2 separate regions of the Homo sapiens genome follow, and region 2 is linked to region 1. The links are chromatin contacts, found by Hi-C in ENCODE. All regions are on one chromosome and are shown on one strand. The core of a region is the stretch at or near the end of the contact, and the rest is flanking DNA. Distances in the headings are between cores, read along the strand shown.

What was found. A loop is a pair of places that touch in the nucleus more often than their neighbours do. Pooled maps may share reads with other maps.
Region 2: a map of ascending aorta shows a loop between it and region 1 (7-fold over the local background). The contact joins the promoter of CACNA1C-IT3 here to the enhancer-like site in region 1. A Hi-C loop is called at or near these places in 7 of 168 maps with a recorded cell type or tissue (aorta, ascending aorta, heart left ventricle and 4 more) and 5 of 50 pooled maps.

What each region holds. Positions count from the first base shown.
Region 1 is chr12:1,794,199-1,800,125 of GRCh38, reverse strand. It overlaps CACNA2D4 (calcium voltage-gated channel auxiliary subunit alpha2delta 4), which reads left to right. Exons shown (of 38, transcript NM_172364.5): 33 at 74-126; 34 at 431-451; 35 at 2,591-2,708; 36 at 4,346-4,458; 37 at 4,745-4,827. Among named protein-coding and RNA genes, the nearest start is that of LRTM2, 23 kb to the left of the region's middle. RefSeq lists enhancers at 2,090-2,994, 2,995-3,900, 4,012-4,579 and silencers at 2,922-3,151, 3,252-3,381, 3,722-4,051. Within about 2 kb of position 3,190, at least 30 of the 41 ENCODE cell types and tissues checked have a DNase peak (open chromatin) inside an H3K27ac peak, as active enhancers do; they include ascending aorta, heart left ventricle, heart right ventricle and 2 more, where a contact is called at or near this core.
Region 2 is chr12:2,266,311-2,272,237 of GRCh38, reverse strand. CACNA1C-IT3 (CACNA1C intronic transcript 3) reads right to left here and starts at 2,462. Exons shown (of 3, transcript NR_046769.1): 1 at 2,297-2,462. All of the region lies in intron 3 of CACNA1C (calcium voltage-gated channel subunit alpha1 C), which reads right to left. RefSeq lists a silencer at 1,636-1,834.

The DNA.
Region 1 (5,927 bases), core at 1,941-4,440:
GATACTCCAGCTCCTTGGGAACCCAAGTCGGGAGGGCTCAGAGGTCTCCGAGATTCAGTCCTGTGTCTGACAGGTTCCTGCTGGAGTGGAGTGTCTGGGGCTCCTGGTACGACAGAGGGGCCGAGGGTGAGTGCACGGAGCTGCAGGGCCATGTGCTGAAGAGCAGTGGCATTTTGGTCCACTAACGTGAGACCATTCCCTGTGGGGTGGGTGACAGTGGGGATAGGTGACCCTGAAGCATCGTTGTTCACATCTCACCCTGCGTGGCCTTCTCTCATCACATCCCTCACTCCTGGCTCTGTGTGTGACATCATCTTGGGACACCGCCACTCCATGTGCCATCATCACCACCCCATGACATCCTGCCCTCATGTGCCACCATGTTTTCCTGTGCCGTGTCCACCCTGTGCTGGGCTTATGTTCCGGCCAGCCAAAAGTGTCTTCCATCACTGTAAGTAGCCCAGCTGAGGCCATCCCTGCTGGCGGTGGGTTGGGGACGCAGCAGGAGCTACAAAGAACCCACCCTCCATGACCTGTCCCAGGAATGACCCCAAGCAGGGCTGAGCTCTCCTGGTTTAAAGTACCATTCCTGGGGGTTGGGGGACTGGGGAGTCTAGCCCAGTTCTCATCCCACATGAGGACGGTCAGGCCCCAGGGAAAATGAGAAACTCCAGCCTCCCCTTGGGTGAGAACACGTAAGATTCCAAGAGGAAGCCGGTGGTGTGGCCGGGTGGCCATGAGCCAGTATGAGTGAGCAACCTCCAGCCCACCCCTTGGAGAAGCAAACAGCGGCACCCCAGCCCTCAGCGGGACTCCGGGTTCCAGGGGCCCCAGGAAGCTCTCAGGATGATTCCCCTGCGGGACCCTGTGTCTGAGGACAGAGTCCCCCAGAGGCAGCAACCATGAGAGGCCCCAACACAAAGCCCGGTGGCTGTGGCCACACGTGCAGGGCGGCAATGAGCCTGGCCTTTCAAAGCACTCACTGCCCGGGCGCCTGGGCCCTCCATGACTGCAGGAGGCCATCTTGCCTCAGCGGGCTCTGCTCAGTTCCTCCGTGTTCCTAGAACCTTTGCCATGGGGTTCCAGAACTTCCCACCACCTGGGCTGTCCCCAGCTTATCCCATCTCTTCATCTCCACTGTGGTCCTCTCTCTGGCTTGCTCTTCGTTCTCTTCTGCTGGCCTTGGCTTGGGGCTTCCTCTGCCCCTGGGCTCAGGGCAGTTCGGGCTGTGTCTCCAGACTCCTTCTGGACTCACATCCGCGATCGGGTGGGGCTGCTCTGGGGTGTTCACAGTCACTAGGTGTCAGTGACAGGACACTGTCCCCTCTGTCTCTGTCAGCAGCTGCATCTTGCAAAAGTTGAAGATGATCCCCCTCAATCTGCCTGCTCAGAATTTCTCTTCTCTGGGGTACCTGTCCCCTGGAGCTCCTCCCCCTGGTCTGGCCTACACAGATGTCAGTGTCCCCAGTGAAGGCGCACTGGACTTGGAGTCCCAGGCCGGGGCGTAGGTGCTGCAGCCCCTTCCACTGCGTGACCCTGGGGACGCCACTCAACCCTGCCATTGTCAGGCAGGCTTCTGTGCCCAGCCCTGGGGACAAAACTCACAGCCCTGGCCGCTGTGGGCTTGCTCCTCTCGGTGAGAGTTTTCTGCACGCCAGCTAGTGTCCCCTCTGGGTTTCCAGCTCTGGCTGGGAGCTTCTGGATTTGGAAGCTGGGGAGACCCATGCTCTCCTGTAGGACTCTGCATGAGCCTGGGAAGGTAGCTCACACCTGTGCTCCCTGCCTCTAGGTCTATCCCTGGGGGCCACAGCCAGGCCCTGAGAACAGAAGGGCCATGCAGACAGCCTGTGTGGCAGGGCCCTGCTCTGCCATGTGCCCACCTCAGGAGGCTCCGGGAGGGAACGGACTCGGGTCCTGCAGAGCGGGGCTGAGGCACTCGCCTCCACCTTTGGTTGAGTCCACTGTCCTTGTCCCAGGGAGCTAAGGCAAATCGCGCAGCCCCCGAGGAGTCCCGCACCGGGTGGCTGTGGCTTCTGGGCTTCCGCAGCCCCAGGCCTGGAGCCCACCTGCCCGGCTGCCCCCACCGCAGGCGCTCAGGCTCAATGGGTGGAGTGTGGGCCTGGCTGTGCGGGAGAGCAGGGCAGGATTGCCCAGGAACTGCACTGCGTCTGTCCACAGTGAAGGGAGGGGTGGTGGGCCTAAGTACCCCCAAGCCACCCCTTGGTGCCCCTACTGCCTCTGCTCCCCGCTCAGACCCTCCCCCGGGATCTGAGTGCTGGAAGGGGCCCTGGAGATGGTGCACTGCCCCCAGCTCAGTGAGGGCCAGGCTCCCCAGAGGAAGCGCTTTCCCTCCACCGAGGCTCAGGGCCCCTGCGGCGCTCCCCGTGCCAAGCCACCCTCTCCAGAGACTCCGGGTGTCTTCCCTCCCCTCACCCCCCGCCCGGCTCCTCCCACGCGTGTCCTGAGAACTGCCTGAGGAGGGACCCTCTGCAAATGCACTGGGGTGAACTCTGGCCCTGGGAGTGCCGAGGCGAGGTCACCGCAGGCCAGAGGCCCCTTCGGTGGCGTGATGTCCTTTCTCCGCCCGCAGCCCACAAACACAAGAAGCAGGACCCGCTGCAGCCCTGCGACACGGAGTACCCCGTGTTCGTGTACCAGCCGGCCATCCGGGAGGCCAACGGGATCGTGGAGTGCGGGCCCTGCCAGAAGTAAGACCGCAGGGCGGCGCCGCCCGTCCCGCCACACTCCTCCCGCCCTCGGCAAGGCGGAAGTGCGGGCAGGGCCCCGGAACCCCCGGGAAACGGCTCCACAGCCGGGAGGAGGGGATGCGTCTAAGTGCAGAGCCCACGCTCCCGGGGTCTTCCCCCGCCGTCCTCAGTGGAGGAGACACGCAGGAGGCGGACGGTCTGAGGCGGGCAGGACGGCTGGGGACCGGGACAGCCGGGATGGGGAGAGGTGGTCCCGAGGCCTGACCCTGTGTGTCGAGCCCACCCCGCCGAGGCCGCAGCCGTGACCCCACGGCGTCTCTGGGCGAGTGGGCCCTTCGGCGGGTCTCCCCCAGCCCTGCTCAGGCGGTGCCCAGGGCGGTGCCAGTGCCCGCGCCTGAGCTGCGTGGGGAGAACTTGGAAGGCAGAGGGAGTGTGAGAAGAGAAGGCCGGAAGTGTGCGATGTCCTCGGGTCGCTGGGAGCCCCGCGGGCAGCCTCTGTCAGGCTTCCTGCTGTGTGGAAGCCGCTAGTTATAACCCGCCCTGGCCCCGGGGAGGCAGGGAGGCCGCGCGGAAGGGTCTCTCCTGCTGACCCCCCGCACCCAAGCCCGGGAGGACCCCCACGCTGGGAATGCGGCGGCCTCCTCGAGGGTCGCCTCAGCCAGACGTGCCGCTCGCCAGGCGGTCCCTAGACCCCCGGGCCCGTGGCACACCATTTAACAGTGCGGCACCTGCGGCGCTGGCATCGGGGCTCCCTTCTCCCCCACTCCCTGCGCGTCGTGCTGCGCGGGTTTCACCCCGGGTTCTGTGCAGCGTTGAGGGCTGGGGTTAGCGTTCCCTGTGCACTTGTCGCAAAGGCTCGGTGCGAGGATAGAGCCAGCGGGCTCCGGAGTGAAGCGAGGGCTTCAGAGTAGACACTCCTGAATTGAAAACTGGCTCTGCGCTCCCCCGCTTATGACCGTGGGCAAGTGACTTCGCCTCCTCTAGTCTCCATTCTCTCATCTGCAAAATGGGCACAACACCAGCCTCATACAGAGCCGTGAAGGCTGAGAGTATACACGGCTGTGGTGTGCACGTTGGGTGTGTGAGACCGCCCATCCCAGGGGAGGCGCTCGGTAGGCGGCCGCTGGGACTGCTGGGAAGGCCGTGGGCCTGGCGGGCGGGCTCCGCCCCACTCCGCGCCACTCCTCGCAGGGCGGCCTCGCCGAGCGCGGGGCCACTGCGCCACCTGGTGGCCAAGCTCCAGCGCTGCCGCTTCGCCCGGGCCTGCCCCCGCCACCCTCACCCAGAGCAAGTGTTGCCTCGCCCGCCCATTTGCTCCGGACGGTCTTGATTTACGCCTGTCGTCCCTGCATATATTAATAGCAACTCTGCACTCTCCAAAGCGGCCCAGTTTGGACTTCCTCACTGTCTCCAGTCTGCTAGGAAAGGAAATGCAGCAGCAAAGGCTTGTGAGCAAAGCCAGTAGGACTGAGCCATCTGCCAGGCCCGTTCCCTTAGCTGCCCCGACCCGCCCTGCCTCATGGTTCCGGGCTTCCCTGCCACCCTAACTCCACACTAAAGTCTCCAGAAGTTCCTTCCCTAGAAGCCCTTCTCGTGGTCGCCACGGAGCCATCCTCGACTCCCTTTCTTTGCTGCAGGGTATTTGTGGTGCAGCAGATTCCCAACAGTAACCTCCTCCTCCTGGTGACAGACCCCACCTGTGACTGCAGCATCTTCCCACCAGTGCTGCAGGAGGCGACAGAAGTCAAATATATCCTGCAATGCTCGGGGATGTGTGCGGTGGGGGCGGGGGCTGTAGGAGGTGTCTGTAGGGCTCAGATTTTGAGCAGCGGGGCCAGCCTCCTTCACCGCCCGTGTCCTCCACAGGGCTCCGTTATTTGTTCTCTAACCCTTCCCTGGGCCCCGGTGCTGCCTCCTGACCCTAAAGCTGCTTGCAGGGCAACTGGTGGCACCAGAGCAGGTTCTTCCAGACCTTTTTCCAGTCTGCAGAATGGGCTCCGGTCCTGAGATATTGACCTTAACAGTGGCTTCTGCACATAATGCCTCTGTCAAATGTGACCGGATGCGCTCCCAGAAGCTCCGCCGGCGACCAGACTCCTGCCACGCCTTCCATCCAGAGGTGCGGGTTGAGGCGGATCGAGGGTGGGCTGGATTTTCATCCCCAAACCCTCTGTGCCTGGGTCTGTGCCCCTGCAGACAGGAGCATATAGGGATGCCAATGAACACACCTGTGCCTGTGCTTCTCGGGGGAAACATTCGCGTTTATGCCCTGTGACACTGTGATATAATAAGAAACAGATCTTTATTTAGTCTTTGTCCTGATTCCTGGCAAGCTCCTAAAACGCTTGTTATTTCCTGATTAGGGTGATAGGTGCATCTTTTGTTATAGTGTTTGGTCTTAGTCCCTGGTTCCTTCACAGGTGCCTCTAAGACCCTTGGAATGATAGAGGTATCTTTGTATGCTAATTAGATGACTGGTGGCTGGGGGCCCTAGACAGGATGAGAGCTGGCCACAGGAAACACCAAGTTAGGATTAGAGGGTTGGGACTTTTGGCTCCAAGCCCCTGGCTTCTGGGAAAGGAAGGGGGCTGGAGACTGAGTTGATCACCAGTGGCCAAAGATTTAATCAATGATCATAATGAGGCCTCCATAAAATCCCCGAGCCACTGTGTTTGGAGAGTGTCCGAATTGGTGAAAGGGTGTGGGAGCTCTGCGTACCCCGTGCCTTGGCCTACGTGTCTCTTCCACTCAGCCGCCTGACCTGCGTCCTTTATAATAAACGGGTCATGGTGAGGGAAGCACCTTCCTGAGTTGAGTGAGCCACGCTAACAACTCACGGAGCCTGAGACAGGCTCATGGGAACCCTAGATTTACAGCCAGTCTGTCAGAAGGACAGGAGACCTGGGGCTTGCGATTGGCATCTGAAGTGACGGCCACCTTGTGGGACCGAGCCCTGTAACTTGCGAGCTCTAATGCTAACTCTCAATAGTGTCAGACTTGAATTGAGTTTCAGGACAGACACCCAGTTGGTGTCCAGAGAGTGGGGTGGGAAAAACCCTTCACATTTGTTGAAGTGCTGGTGTGAAAGCACAGCAGAGCCCCTGTGTCATTAAAATACGAAGTCAACCAGGATCCCAAGGTGCTTTAACGAAGAGCCACGCTTCCTAGGGCTTGGGCCCTAGGTGAATTAGAATGCAGTTTTCCCATCTTGTCCTCATT
Region 2 (5,927 bases), core at 1,213-3,712, 470 kb before region 1:
CCCATAAACAGATTTTCCTGGTGAAGCAGAGGGTTTGTGGCCAGGAATGGGCACAGCCAGACAGCAGATTGTAGACAGGATTGATTTGGCCTGCATCTCCAGACAAGCAACTCACTGAGGGGTTGTGAGCAAGGCAATAGCTCGATGGAAGAGATGCTTGGGGAACACTGGGGGATACTAGTCCCGTTGGTGGCCTTGCGGATGCTCCATCTCTCCAGAGTCCTAGGAGGATGCTCTGCCCAGAAGAGTATGCTTCTTGAAATAAATAAGAGCAAACATTTGCATGGCACATGGCATGCATTAAGCACTGTTTTCTGCACTTGACACACTTAAACATTTTTTTTTAGACAGTCTCACTCTCTCACCCAGGCTGGAGTACAGTGGTGTGATCACAGCTCACTGCAGCCTCAAACTCCTGGGCCCAGGCAATCCTCCTGCCTTAGCCTCCCAAGTAGCTGGGACTACAGGCATGCACCACCATGCTCTGCTAATTTTTTTTTTTGTAGAGATGGGGTTCACTATGTTTCCCAGGCTGGTGTCAAACTCCTGGGCTCAAGCAATTCTCCTGCCTCGGCCTCCCTAAATGCTGGCATTACAAGAGTGAGCCACCATGCCTGGCCTTGACACAATTTAAACTGTTTAATCTTCATACTAATTCCCTACCATAGACACTATTTTCATCCCCATTTTATAGATTAGGGTATCGAGGAACTAAAATGTTAAACAACTTATACCCAGCTAGTAAGTGGCAACACCAGGACTTGAACTCAGGCAGTCTGAGCTGGAATGGAAAGAGCGAACAGCCTTTGGAGGTACTCAGAATACCTAACTCCTTAAGCTACACTGCCTCATGGGGGAGATTCTCTCTGAGTACTTTTCCCAAGGCTCAGGGTAGCCTCCACTTCTCAAAAGGGAAAATACCCGCTCTGGGGCTGCACCTTGGACTTAAACCTACAGAAATGTTTTCCATTTAGAATGAAACTGGGAAGTAGAAACACAGGAGTCGAAGAACAACTGAATTTCACCCAAATTGGCCCTGGAAGCCATGAACTGGATCCCACACCCCACCCCTCACAGGCCCTTCCAACCCGGCCTGAGTAGTGGCAGGTGGCTACCCAATACTGGCTGGAGGTGACAGAGCCTATCGGGCCCAGGACCCTGTGGGACTCAGAAGAGGAAGAGACAGCTGGATGCGAAAGAAAAGTGTCTGCCATTACCCCAAACAGATCCACGTTGTCCTAGAGAGCAAGCAACAGGCCACCAGCCCTCGGCAAAGGGAGTGTCTAGACACCCTTCATCTCCCCTTTCATGCTTACTTCACCCACACCCCCCACCACCATCCAGCCCCTCCAGCCTGGCCAGAGAGGGGAATGGCTGTCTGTGCCAGCACTTGCTAATGATTTCATGTGCTCTCCCCGCAGGTGGAGTAAGACTTCACCCAAAAGAAGAATTGGAATAGTGGCAATACAGACATTGTGGCATCAGGATGGAGGTGACATTTGAGGACCACGAGCCCTACTTAAGACATCCCATGGCCAAGCTTAAACCAGAAAGGGAGTCCAATGACCTTCCACTCCTGCTTCCTCCATCCTGGCCTCCTGAGTTCCTGTCTGGCTGGGTGGCATGGCCGTGGGCTCTCTATACCGTAGAGGGTTCCATCACCACGTCTGGAGTGCTGTGGCCCCCACTCAAAGAGACTACTCGTGTTCTCTCACTGGAGAACTCAGGCCACTCAGCAAGACGGTTGCCTTGACCAATTCAAAAGCCTCAAAACATTGACATGAGGGGTCACTGAGTACGGCATTCTGGAAAGTGTAAGGCACTCCAGGTGTGGAGGGTTGAAGTGATTCAAGACAACTGCTCATAAAAGAATCAGGCCCTGCCCTCAAAAAGCTGACATTTCACAGAGAAGGAGGGTGTATGGGAGACATTTCAGAATTTCATTACAGCTGGCTCAAGGTAGTTTGCAAGGTAAACACACTAGTCTTGACGATGGAATACTTTAAGAGTCAGTAATAGCTTTCGAAGCTCGCCTTCTCAGGACGAGCCTTCTAGAGTTGGCTAAACAAGACAAATATTACAAATGAGCTCCAGCTCCCTGCTGGCTCCCCTAGACCCCTTCCACCCTCTGTTCCCTGACCCCGTGCCCTGGAAGCTTGGTGCATGGGGACTGCTTGAGGTGCCCGGCTCCCTGGCCCTCCAGCTTCAGGTTGGTTTGGCCAATGAGCAGTGTCAATAAGAGAGTGGAGATGGGAGGACAGAGAAGGCAGGGTGTTTTCTTTCCATGTCCCCCTACCTTGGTGTCTTGGTCCTGGCAGTGACAACATCCTTCCATGACTATGGTTTCTCCCTCATGGTCCTCCTCCCAGCTACAGCTCCCACCAGGCCCCCCAAACAGTATTTTCTCCCCTTCCTCCTCAGGCCCTAGGGTGATGACAGCTTCCCTCTAAGTTTAGCCCTGGGTGCCTCAATATCCCTTGCTGGTCTCCTTACCCCTCCATAAATATGCCCCTCAAGAAACTCTGTTCCGTTGAACCATCTGTGTAGAATTCTGTTTCCTATTATGATGCCAACTGAACACTCGGTACCCATTCTTTGTCCGTAGTCAAGGACAGCTTATACAGAAAACACAAAGCTTCCATGGTTAGAAGCTGGTTCCTGGCTTCCATGAGTGGCTGTACCCAAACCTGTCCTAAGTAGATAATCACCATTCTCGTTTTTCAAATTCTCCACAAAGACTGTACGACTGTACATCTATGTTATCTAGAGGGCTGTGTATGATTTTGAATCCAGAACCCAGGGGCTCAGAATTCCTCCACCCTAAACCTTCCTTCATCAGGAACTTCACTGTCACTCCCATCAGTAGAGAAGAGACAGTCTCAAAGTTCATTGAGCCCATCCCCTTAAGCACATACACAGATAGCAGAATTTAGGCAGGTTTAACCTAGGTGATTTCTTTCAGCCGGTCTATAAATCAAGAACTAATTCCCATGACTCCCTCCTGGCTCTAGAATGAGCATTCCCTCCCGGACTCCTTGGAATGTCTTTTGCATATTGAAGTCATTTTCCTCATTGCTCACCCTTCCCTGAGTAGACGCGGAGGCATTTTGTAACTGTCAGTGTTTTGACAAAGCATGAGTATTTAATCATGTGCCCGCTACTCCCTGTAACCCACACGGCACACAGGCTTGCTGGTACCTGCTGCCAGGGCAGGACAGTGGGCAGAGAGCCGGCAAGCACCCAAGACATCCGACCCTGGGCAGGGGGTGGGGACAAAGCCAAGGAGGTAAGACTCTCCCTTTCACAAGATGCTCAGAGTCTGCCCAAGGCCGAGTCTGTCTTCCATTCCACTTCAGGAAGGGAATGCTCAGCCCGGAATGAACAGCACCAAGATTAACTGGGACAGAAAGGACCATCTCGTTCTATCCCTTGCCTCTTCCGGAACTAAATCATCTTTGGCAGATGGTGTTTCTAGCCACAGTCTCCCGGGGAACCTCCCCCAGCGCCTAGCAACCTTCAGCATTGGGGAGCCCTTCCCGTGGTTTGGTCTAAATGCCCACGATGCTCCCAGGCTCAGGGGTCCACACTCCTCTGTCCATTAGGGTCCCTCAGAGGAACCCTCCCCCCAGGACACCACAGGTCCAACTGTTCCCTCGCTGGGAGCCCTTGGCCATCCCACCATGGGGCGAATGTGACCTCCCACTCCAGCCAACACTCCCCACACCCCCAGCCTGCCCAGGAGCATTTGCTTTTCAAAACTTCCCTTTCTTAAAAAAGACACAATTTTCCAAAGCCCAGGGAGTTAATCCATGAAATCTTCTGGAACAAGAGCAGCTGGCCCAGGCCTTGGATAAGTCGATCAACAAACATGCCAGAGCCCCGTGTGGTTCAAAACATTCTTTGTTCCAGCCACCGAGCCTGGATCTCGCTGGATCCTGCCGGTGAGTTGGCTTCTCAAAGTCACACCCCTCTGGCTGTCGACCCCACCCCTGCCATACCCTTGAAAGCTAAACCCTCTTCAGAGGGACCACATCATCACTTTCCCCTCAGTCTTTCCCTCTTTCAGAAACCACCTGAAGTGAAAATGTTTGGAGCCAGTCAAGGTTTGCTGACAATGGAAACAAACCAGTCCCTGGCACAAGGCACAGGCTGCTCAGTGTAAGTGGAGGCCCCATATGGTTGTTATTCTGGGAGAGAATCAAAGAACCTAAAAACCTGCTTCTTAGATGACAACAGGGGGAAAAACACACAAAAAAACCTGTTTTTTAAATACCCATTCTTCATTTTATGTGCAATCGATCCTGAACAGTGTCAGATGTTTGGCGGGTGCTCCGAGACCAAAAGAACAGTGGAAAAAAGGACTGGCGAGGCCAGCATGATTTCCCAAGTATCACCAGGGGGAATACCCCTCCCAGATGTGCCACAGGGAAGGAATTCCAGCAGGCTCCTTCCTCGCTGCCCTCCGCAGACACATTCCAACCCCCCTGCTCAGAGAGGGCGGGAAGCTGAGTGCAGCTGCCTGGCAAGGCTGAGCATCCTACTCTGGGATGAAGGAACTCTGGAAATTCATTTGCCCTTCTTATTATTCTGTTCTTTTACCTGAACTCTCTCTGGCTGGAGCTGAGCTTCGGGTTCTTTCTCCCTCTCAGCCTCAGTTTCTCATCTGTAAAATGGGCATGGCTGGAGGCCGTTATGAGAGATAGGATTCCATGTATCTTCATGGGGGCAGATGGTGAATCCGGCAGGTGCTCAGCTGTTTCCTCCCTGCCCAGTCCTGCCCACACCCTTTTCCCAAGCTTCCAAGGAGGCTCTGACAAGTACTGTACAAGAAGGCTTTGTTCCCTAGTTCCTAGTTGAGTGATCTAGGGCACAGCACTTAACCTCTCCTGACCTCAGTTTAGTCATTTTTAACTGGGGAGAATAATTATATATTATGAACCCAAAGCTCAGCTCCAGCCTGAGAGAGTTCAGGTGAAGGAACTGAATAATAAGAAGGGTAAATGAATTTCCCGGGTTCTCCTTGCCAGGCAGCTGCACCCCCTTGACTGCATGAACATTTCTTAAGCGCCCACCGTGGGCCAGGCACATGCTGGGCTTTGGAAACACAGCGCCGGGCAATACCCGTAGAACCCCTGCTCTCACAGAGACACTACACAAACCAGCCAAAGTCCACGTGAAGTAATGTGTGATTACAAATCCGGCTACATTTTATGGAGGTTTTAAAAAGGAAAGGAAGAAAGGTCCTGGCTCAACATAAGCGTTTAATAAATAACAGATACTCCTGTTATCACTGTGAGTAACCAGTCAGTGTAGCTTCATTATCCCTTGGTTGACAGAAGAGCAAAGAAAAGCTCAGAAGAGGTAAGTACATTTCCCTAGGCAGCACAGCCTGAAGAGAAACACTGGAATTCACACCCAGGCCTGCCCAGCTCGAGCCCTTACTCCTCCCTCTGTGTCCCATGGCCTCTGTGTTTCATAGGTAGACTCCCTTGCAGCTTTCCTAAGAATTTCACATGATCTCACTTGATCCTTATAACATTCCTTGAAGTGGGAAGACTTACTGTTATCCTATTTCTGCTTCTAGGGAAACTAAGTCCAAGGTCACTCACTTACCAAACCAGAGCCAGGTCTATTTTCACTACAAGACCAAATCAGTTCCTGCTTCTCTTGGAACCCAATGCACCTTCCCAACTCCCAGGTCCATAAAGGGAGCAGGAGTGCAAGCACATCATGCCAGCCCTGGCAGTGACAACCTTGAAAGTCCCAGGTTCCATCTAACAGGTGTGCCTAGAGCACGAGAGGGTCACTGCAGAAGGAGCATGAGAACAGGTGTTGGAGGTTGCAGCATGCCCAAGGCCCTGCAACCCCCAGGTCAATATGCTCAGCTTAATTATTTCCAGGACCTGGCCAGTGGCTGGTGCATCCCA